2 separate regions of the Homo sapiens genome follow, and region 2 is linked to region 1. A link is a contact called in ENCODE Hi-C or POLR2A ChIA-PET data. All regions are on one chromosome and are shown on one strand. Each heading gives the region's core, a stretch centred on a gene start or an enhancer-like site at or near the end of the contact. The rest is flanking DNA. Distances are from core to core; before and after follow the strand shown.

What was found. Hi-C counts contacts between places; a loop is a spot of excess contacts on that map. ChIA-PET counts read pairs that join two places held with the same protein, here RNA polymerase II (POLR2A). Pooled maps may share reads with other maps.
Region 2: a loop to region 1 is called in a map of Caco-2, with 5 times the contacts of the local background. The contact joins two enhancer-like sites. A Hi-C loop is called at or near these places in 2 of 168 maps with a recorded cell type or tissue (B cell and Caco-2), 7 of 37 single-sample maps with no recorded cell type and 5 of 50 pooled maps. POLR2A ChIA-PET finds 5 or more read pairs at or near these places in 6 of 52 experiments (H1, OCI-LY7, Panc1 and 3 more).

Annotation. Positions count from the first base shown.
Region 1 is chr10:96,762,137-96,765,856 of GRCh38, reverse strand. No RefSeq gene overlaps it. Among named protein-coding and RNA genes, the nearest start is that of PIK3AP1, 43 kb to the right of the region's middle. Within about 2 kb of position 1,381, at least 3 of the 41 ENCODE cell types and tissues checked have a DNase peak (open chromatin) inside an H3K27ac peak, as active enhancers do.
Region 2 is chr10:96,796,227-96,800,146 of GRCh38, reverse strand. No RefSeq gene overlaps it. Among named protein-coding and RNA genes, the nearest start is that of MIR607, 31 kb to the left of the region's middle. Within about 2 kb of position 1,491, at least 2 of the 41 ENCODE cell types and tissues checked have a DNase peak (open chromatin) inside an H3K27ac peak, as active enhancers do.

The DNA.
Region 1 (3,720 bases), core at 132-2,631:
GGGTTGGAGCCCCCTGCTGGCAGCCTCCTGCTGTGCGTGACATTACTCCTTTGGGGGAGTCTCAAACGGGGACCCAGGAAGTTACAGGGAAGGGATGATAAAGGCCACTTGGAAGAACTGGGCAGTGACTGTTGATTAACAGTACGTAAAAGTAAGTAAAGGTGTTTCCATTTTAATGCAGCACATGCTGTCTTATTCCCCTGGGAAGACAAGCCTGGTACAAGGAACTGTGTGTGTAGTTTACTGTGGACAGTGGTGATACCAGGGAGCAGGGGTGGAGACTAAGGAAACTGACCAGGGAAGAAGGAAAACCAAGCCAGTCACATTGGTGACTGCAGTGGGCACGGGGGCTTCCATCCCAACAGCAACTTCTGAGGAGTTGTATACAGATAGTGCCTCAAACTGACCACCCAATGGATGAAAGGCAGAAGTTGTAAGTGTTCCCCCATGAACTCCCATCTAGCATTGACAGAGGGTCATCTTGAAGGTTGTAACGCCCTTGCGCTTGTAGGTTTCACATCAGCGAGTGCCGGGGTGCTCCCGCAGGCACGTCGCACCACAGCATCGGAGAACCTTGCGGGGTCAGGGGAAGATGTACAGCGCATGCTTGAGGTGAGGCAGGGCCACAGGAGGTGAGTTGAAGCCTGCATAGAATTGTGTCCTCAAATAATAGCAGGAATCGAGGTGTGGCCAAGAGGATCCAAGGCAGTGCGTGGAGCACCCAACACTTAGGCATTCCTCAAGAACCTTGTGTTCGGCAAAATCAAGCAGTAAGAGTAATAGGGCTTATGGGGAAAATAGGGTTAGAGGCAGATCACTCGTAATCTGTGGAAATCTGTAACCAGAATGCTAATAAAAATAGTGGTTTGCACATAAGGAGATAACTTGGACTGCCCAGACTGCCTCAGTGTGGCTGGAGACTGTCACAGTAGATATTTAAAATGTTCAATGTGATAGAGTGGGAACATGCTGGCAACACTTTAATTAGAGCTGGTCTGGCAAGTGTTGAAAGAGTGCAGATGGTGGTGGGCTCTGAGTGCTAGTCAGGTGGATCCAGGAAGCAGTGCAACCTGGCTGAGAGCTGGGGAAAAGGGCCCTGGGTGTGTGTGCTCATTGCCATTTTCCTAAAATACAGCTGAAAGGGCTCATGCAATTAGTGTAGCAGCTGAGCTGAGCGCTTCTTCCTTCCCTGATGATGGCTATAATTTTACTTCTGCAGTGAGCTGATTCCCATAACAGAAATGTGCATTCTAGCAGAACAAATGTCTTTCTGGGTCTCACTGTATGGTGAGACTGTGGTGCATACTGATTAAGTATTGGCCCATTTCACTGCTCCCGTGGGCTTGGCTTGCTCCATGCTGATACCGCACTTCCTCATTTCAGCCCTCAGACTCTGAGCCATTGCCCACCAGGTTTCCAGATGCAGTACCCTCTGTAGCTCCTCACCTGCCATTTCGAATCCTGTTTATTGACAGGTGTTAATGTGGACAGCCTATTTATTAATGAACTTCTCCGGCTTAATTTATAAGCCTTTCTCCTCCCATGAGAATGTTCCCCATTTCCCTCATAACTGCCCCCATGAGAATCCCTGATGAGTGAGCTCTGGTGCTTGGACTCCATCTCCCTCTCTTGCTTCAGATGTACCCATTATACATCAAAATGAGCTGCATAGGAGGCCAGCTGCCTCCTGTAATCCCAGTGGCTCACACCTGTAATCCCAGCACTTTGGGAGGCTGAGGCGGGTGGATCACCTGAGGTCAGGAGTTTGAGACCAGCTTGGCCATCATGGCGAAACCCCGTCTCTACAGAAAATACAAAGATTAGCTGGGTGTGGTGGCGCATGAGAATCACTTGAACCTGGGAGGCGGAGGTTGCAGTGAGCCGAGATCATACCACTGCACTCCAGCCTGGGAGACAGAGAGACAGAGCCAGACTCCTAAAAAAAAAAAAAAAAAAAAAAAAAAAACAGAGCTGCATAGGGATGAAGGAGATGAAAAACAAAGCTACCAGTAAAAAAGCAAGTCAGTCATTTATCACAGCTATGGTAAACAATCATTTTTCTAATTATTGAACAAATAAAAGAATAACAGTAATAATACAATGATGTAACTACTTTTATGAGTTGCTATGTGCCAGGTGCACTTTATGCATTATCTCTTTTTTTTTTTTTTTTTTTTGAGACAGAGTCTCGCTCTGTTGCCCAGGCTGGAGTGCAGTGGCGCAGTCTCAGCTCACTGCAACCTCCTCCTCCCGGGTTCACGCCATTCTCCTGCCTCAGCCTCCTGAGTAGCTGGTATTACAGGCGCCCACCACCACGCCCAGCTAATTTTTTGTATTTTTAGTAGAGACGAGGTTTCACCATGTTAGCCAGGATGGTCTCAATCTCCTGACCTCGTGATCCACCCGCCTCAGCCTCCCAAAGTGCTGGGATTACAGGCGTGAGCCACCGCGCCCGGCCTGCATTATCTCATTTAATCCTTATAAGACATTGTGTGCTCAGTGCCATTATTAGTGATATCAGGTTTTTACAGATGGGAAGAAGGCTTAGAGAGGTTATGTAATTTGCTCAGTCACCCAGAGTGGCAGAGCAGGAATAAGAGTGTTAGAATTTGAATTCATACATTTCTAACTATTTTCTACTACCTTCTAGCATAAACCAATAAATAATACAGGAAAAATTGAGCTGCTAGGACATGGTAAAAAATAAGAGTATATACAAAATCTATAAATACGGAAAGGAAGAGATTAGAGGAAATAGCTGCAGCAGATATGATAAAGAATCAGCAAATGCTCTTATTAAATTTATGATTAAGAGTATCAAGAAGCTGGGCAGGCGCGGTGGCTCACACCTGTAATCCCAGCACTTTGGGAGGCTGAGGAGGGCAGATCACGAGGTCAGGAGATTGAGACCATCCTGGCTAACACGGTGAAACCCCATCTCTACTAAAAATACAAAAAACAAAATTAGCAGGGCATGGTGGCGGGTGCCTGTAGTCCCAGCTACTCAGGAGGCTGAGGCAGGAGACCCGGGAGGCGGAGCTTGCAGTGAGCCGAGATCGCACTACTGCACTCCAACCTGAGCGACAGAGTGAAACTCCATCTCAAAAAAAAAAAAAAAAAGTGTCAAGAAGCCAATTACAAACAGACAAGGACACAGACAATATACAGAAAAGAAAATACAAATTTAAGTAAGTGGTAAGCTTTTCAATAGTACTGGTAATCAAATACATGAAAATGGAAATACTAACAAGATGCAATTTTGCATCTACAAATTTGAAACACTTTTGAAAACTAAACACAAGTGAGGCTATGGAGAAATATTAGTTGCTAATGGCATTGTAAATTGGTAGAATTGTACTGTGTAAAATTTAACAATACATATTAAAGGCAATAAAAATGTAGCCCCTCTCCCTCCATTCTGCATATTCTTGGGGGTTTATTTTCAGAAAATATATATATTTTTAAATTTTTTGAGACAGAGTCTTGCTCTGTCGCCCAGGCTGGAGTGCAGTGACATGATCTCAGTTCACTGCAATCTCTGTCTCCCAGGTTCAAGGGATTCTCCTGCCTCAGCCTCCCGAGTAGCTGGGATTACAGGTGCCCACCACCACACCTGGCTAATTTTTGTGCTTTTAGTAGAGACGGGGCTTTACCATGTTGGCCAGGCTGGTCTCCAATTCCTGACCTCAAGTGATCTGCCCGCCTCGGCCTCCCAAAGTG
Region 2 (3,920 bases), core at 242-2,741, 34 kb before region 1:
CACCTTGTTGGCCAGGCTGGTCTCAAACTCCTGACCTCAGGCGATCCACCCACCTTGGCTTCCCAAAGTGCTGGGATCACAGGCATGAGCCACCATGCTGGCCTGATATTTTATTTTATTTTATTTTATTTTATTTTTTCATTTTTAATTATTTTTGAGACCAAGTTTCACTCTTGTTGCCCAGGCCAGAGTGCAATGGCGCAATCTTGGCTCACCACAACCTCCACCTCCCGGGTGCAAGCGATTCTCCTGCCTCAGCCTCCTGAGTACCTAGAATTACAGGCATGCGCCACCACACTTGGCTAATTTTGCATGTATAGTAGAGATGGGGTTGTCAGTATAGTAGAGATGTTGGTCAGGCTGGTCTCGAACTCCCAACCTCAGGTGATCCGCCCACCTCAGCCTCCCAAAGTGTTGGGATTACAGGCATGAGCCACCACACCTGGCCCTGATATTTTATTTTTATAATTCTTTTTTTTTTTTTGAGGTGGAGTCTCACTCTGTCGCCCAGGCTGGAGTGCAGTAGTGCGATCTTGGCTCACTGCAACCTCCACCTCCCGGGTTCATGCCATTCTCCTGACTCAGCCTCCTGAGTAGCTAGGACTACAGGCGCCCACCACCACGCCCGGCTAATTTTTTATATTTTTAGTAAAGATGGGGTTTCACCATGTTAGCCAGGATGGTCTCGATCTCCTGACCTCGTAGTCCGCCTGCCTCGGCCTCCCAAAGTGCTGGGATTACAGGCGTGAGCCACCGCGCCCAGCCAATTCTTTTTAAGAGACAGGGTCTTGCCACATTGCCCAGATTGGTCTTGAACTTCTGAGCTCAAGTGATCCTCCTGCCTCAACCTCCCAAAGTGCTGGGATTACAGGCACAAACCACTGTGCCTGGCCTTTTTAAAAATAGAGACAGGGTTTCCCCATGTTGCCCAGGCTAGTCTCAAACTCCTGGGCTCAAGCAATCTGCCTGCCTTGACCTCCCAAAGTGCTGGGATTATAGGTGTGAACCACTGCACCCAGCTCATTCAACATTTTGAATGAAGAAAAGAGTGAATGAGTCTAGGAGCTATTATCAAGCCCAGTGGAGCTCACATCTGGTCTGAATGTTTGATACCAGCTGGGGTGGGAGTAGTGAGCATTACATTGTCAGATCCACTCAAGGTATCAAGCCATTGGCTGAATGGAGAAGGGAAGAGTGACACTGGGGTCTAGCTTCTTGGGATGAAAAGTCAGCCAAGACATAAGTGCATTGAGTACTCATGTTTCAGGGCCCTCTTTAGGGAGAACAGAAGGCTGACTAGTGTCCGGCCAAGCTGGAAGCATCTGTTTTATCTACTGCTCTCTGTTACTAATTAACTATGGGCGCCCCTATTGCCAACACCCTTGTGCTCAAACACAATTAAATTTTAAAATAACATGACTTTAGGAAGAACTGTCCAAAGTGCAGTGGTCTGTGGATGGGAGTTGCCAGGGTGTAGGCAGCAATGATAGCTGAGATCAGAAATCCTTTCTGCCTGTTTACTTTGACCAAGAATCGGACCCAAGTTCTCCCCTGGAGTAGAGAAGGATGGGGAATCTTCTAAGCTGGGTGTGGTGATCTCTTTAAAATCTCAAACATGAGGCCAGGCGCGGTGGCTCATGCTTGTAATCCCAGCACTTTGGGAGGCCGAGGCGGGCGGATCACAAGGTCAGGAGATCAAGACCATCCTGGCTGACACGGTGAAACACTGTCTCTACTAAAAGTACAAAAAAATTAGCCGGGTGTGGTGGCGGGTGCCTGTAGTCCCAGCTACTCGGGAGGCTGAGGCAGGAGAATGGTGTGAACCTGGGAGGCGGAGCTTGCAGTGAGCCGAGATCGCACCACTGCACTCCAGCCTGGGCGACAGAGCGAGACTCTGTCTCAAAAAACAAACAAACAAAAAATCTCAAACATGAGATCAAAACCTGATCACATGAAATCTGAACCTTCTGTATTACAGACCTTGGCCCTCATGGAACCCCTTTTGGCCTTGCCCAGAAGATGTCTGAACCCTAGAACCTGAGTAGGGTTGTGGGAAGAGCACTAGAGAGGTGGGAAGGGGACTTCAACTTTAGTTTGGACCTTACCCGTGCGGCCCTAGGCATGTTTCCTGATCGTCTGGGCCTCAAAGGAAAACCAACTGGACCAGCATTCCCAAAGTATCCCCAGGATTTTAACAGGTGTTACGGAAAAGGGAGTTCTGTTAACCAGTGTTTCCCAAACGGTCGTATGGAACACTCACTGGTGTTAGGTGGGATGACCTGAGCAGGTTCTGGGATCAAATTAATATTTTTACTCATTCTAACTAATTTTGGCAAATGATCCTCATTTTTCCACTCATAGTAGTGAGATAAAATGCTCTTTTAGAATGTACCTTTTAAAAGGTGAGTAGATTTAAAGAAAGAAGATCAAGTCAGTAACAGTTCAGGTTGCTGATGTGGCAAAACGCGTGAAGGCAGTACACAAATTACTGAGACTTGAGGTAATTCTCTATTAAACCAAATAACGTGGCTTATTTGTTGCAGGACTCCTGAGGAATTTTGTCTTGTTGATGGCCACTTTGTTTCTTCAAGGAGGGATTTGGCACCTAGCATTTCTTGAATTTATTTGACCATAGAACCACTCTTTTGGCCGAGTGTGGTGGCTCATGCCTGTAATCCTAGAACTTTGGGAGGCCGAGGTGGACAGATCTCCTGAGGTCAGGAGTTTGAGACCAGCCTGGCCAACATGGTGAAACCCTGTCTCTACCAAAAATACAAAAATATTTATCCAGGCATGGTGGCATGCATCTGTGGCCCCAGCTACTCAGGAGGCTGAGGCAGGATAATCACTAGAATCCAGGAGGTGGAGGTTGCAGTGAGCTGAGATCAGGCCACTGCACTCCAGCCTGGGTGATAGAGCAAGACTCTGTCTCAAACAAAACAAAACAAAACGAAACAACAACAACAACAAAACGCTCTTTTTCTTTAAAGTAACAGAGCATCTTGTTAGATTCTAGTTCTGGAGATTGTTCTTCCAAGAAATGCTTATGAGAAGTGAAGAGGTGGCTTTTAGAGCTGATATTCTTAAGACCTTGGTTCCTTCTCCTTCCCTATGTTGGTTGGAAATTCTTAGAAGGGAGCACAGGGATGGAGCTGGAAACAGCCATCTAAGCAGGTTTAGATCATGGTTAAAAGCACATTCGCCCCTACATGCAATGTAATATCCTGGATTGGATGCTGAAACAGAAAAGGGATATTAGGGGAAAAAAACCCTAGTGAAATTTGGAGTTTAGTTAATATTAGTTAAAACTAGTGGCATATAGTCTGGAGTTTAGTTAATACCAATGTGCCAAGGTTGGTTTCCTAGTTTTGACAATGTACTGTGATAATGTCAGATGTTAACAATAGGGGGCTGGTCGTGGTGGCTCACGCCTGTAATCCCAGCACTTTGGGAGGCTGAGGCGGGTGGATCACTTGAGGTCAGGAGAAGTTCCAGACCTGCCTGGCCAACATGGTGAAACCCCATCTCTACTAAAAATACAAAAATTAGCTGGGTGTGGTGGCACGTGCCTGCAATCCCAGCTACTCTGGAGGCTGAGGCAGGAGAATCACTTGAACCCAGGAAGCGGAGGTTGCAGTGAGGCGAGATCACACCACTGCACTGGGTGACAGAGCAAGACTGTGTCTCAAAAAAAAGTGGGTGGGGGGAAACTAGTTATGGGGTATACAGAACTCCCTGTGCCATATTTGTAACTTTTTTTGGTAAATCTAAAGCTATTGTACAGTTAAAATGTTTATTTTTAATTATTTATTTATTTTTTGAGACAGAGTCTCACTCTGTTACCCAGGTTGGAGTGCAGTGGTGTGATCTCAGCTCACAGCAACCTCCGCCTCCCGGTTCAAGCGATTCTCCTGCCTCAG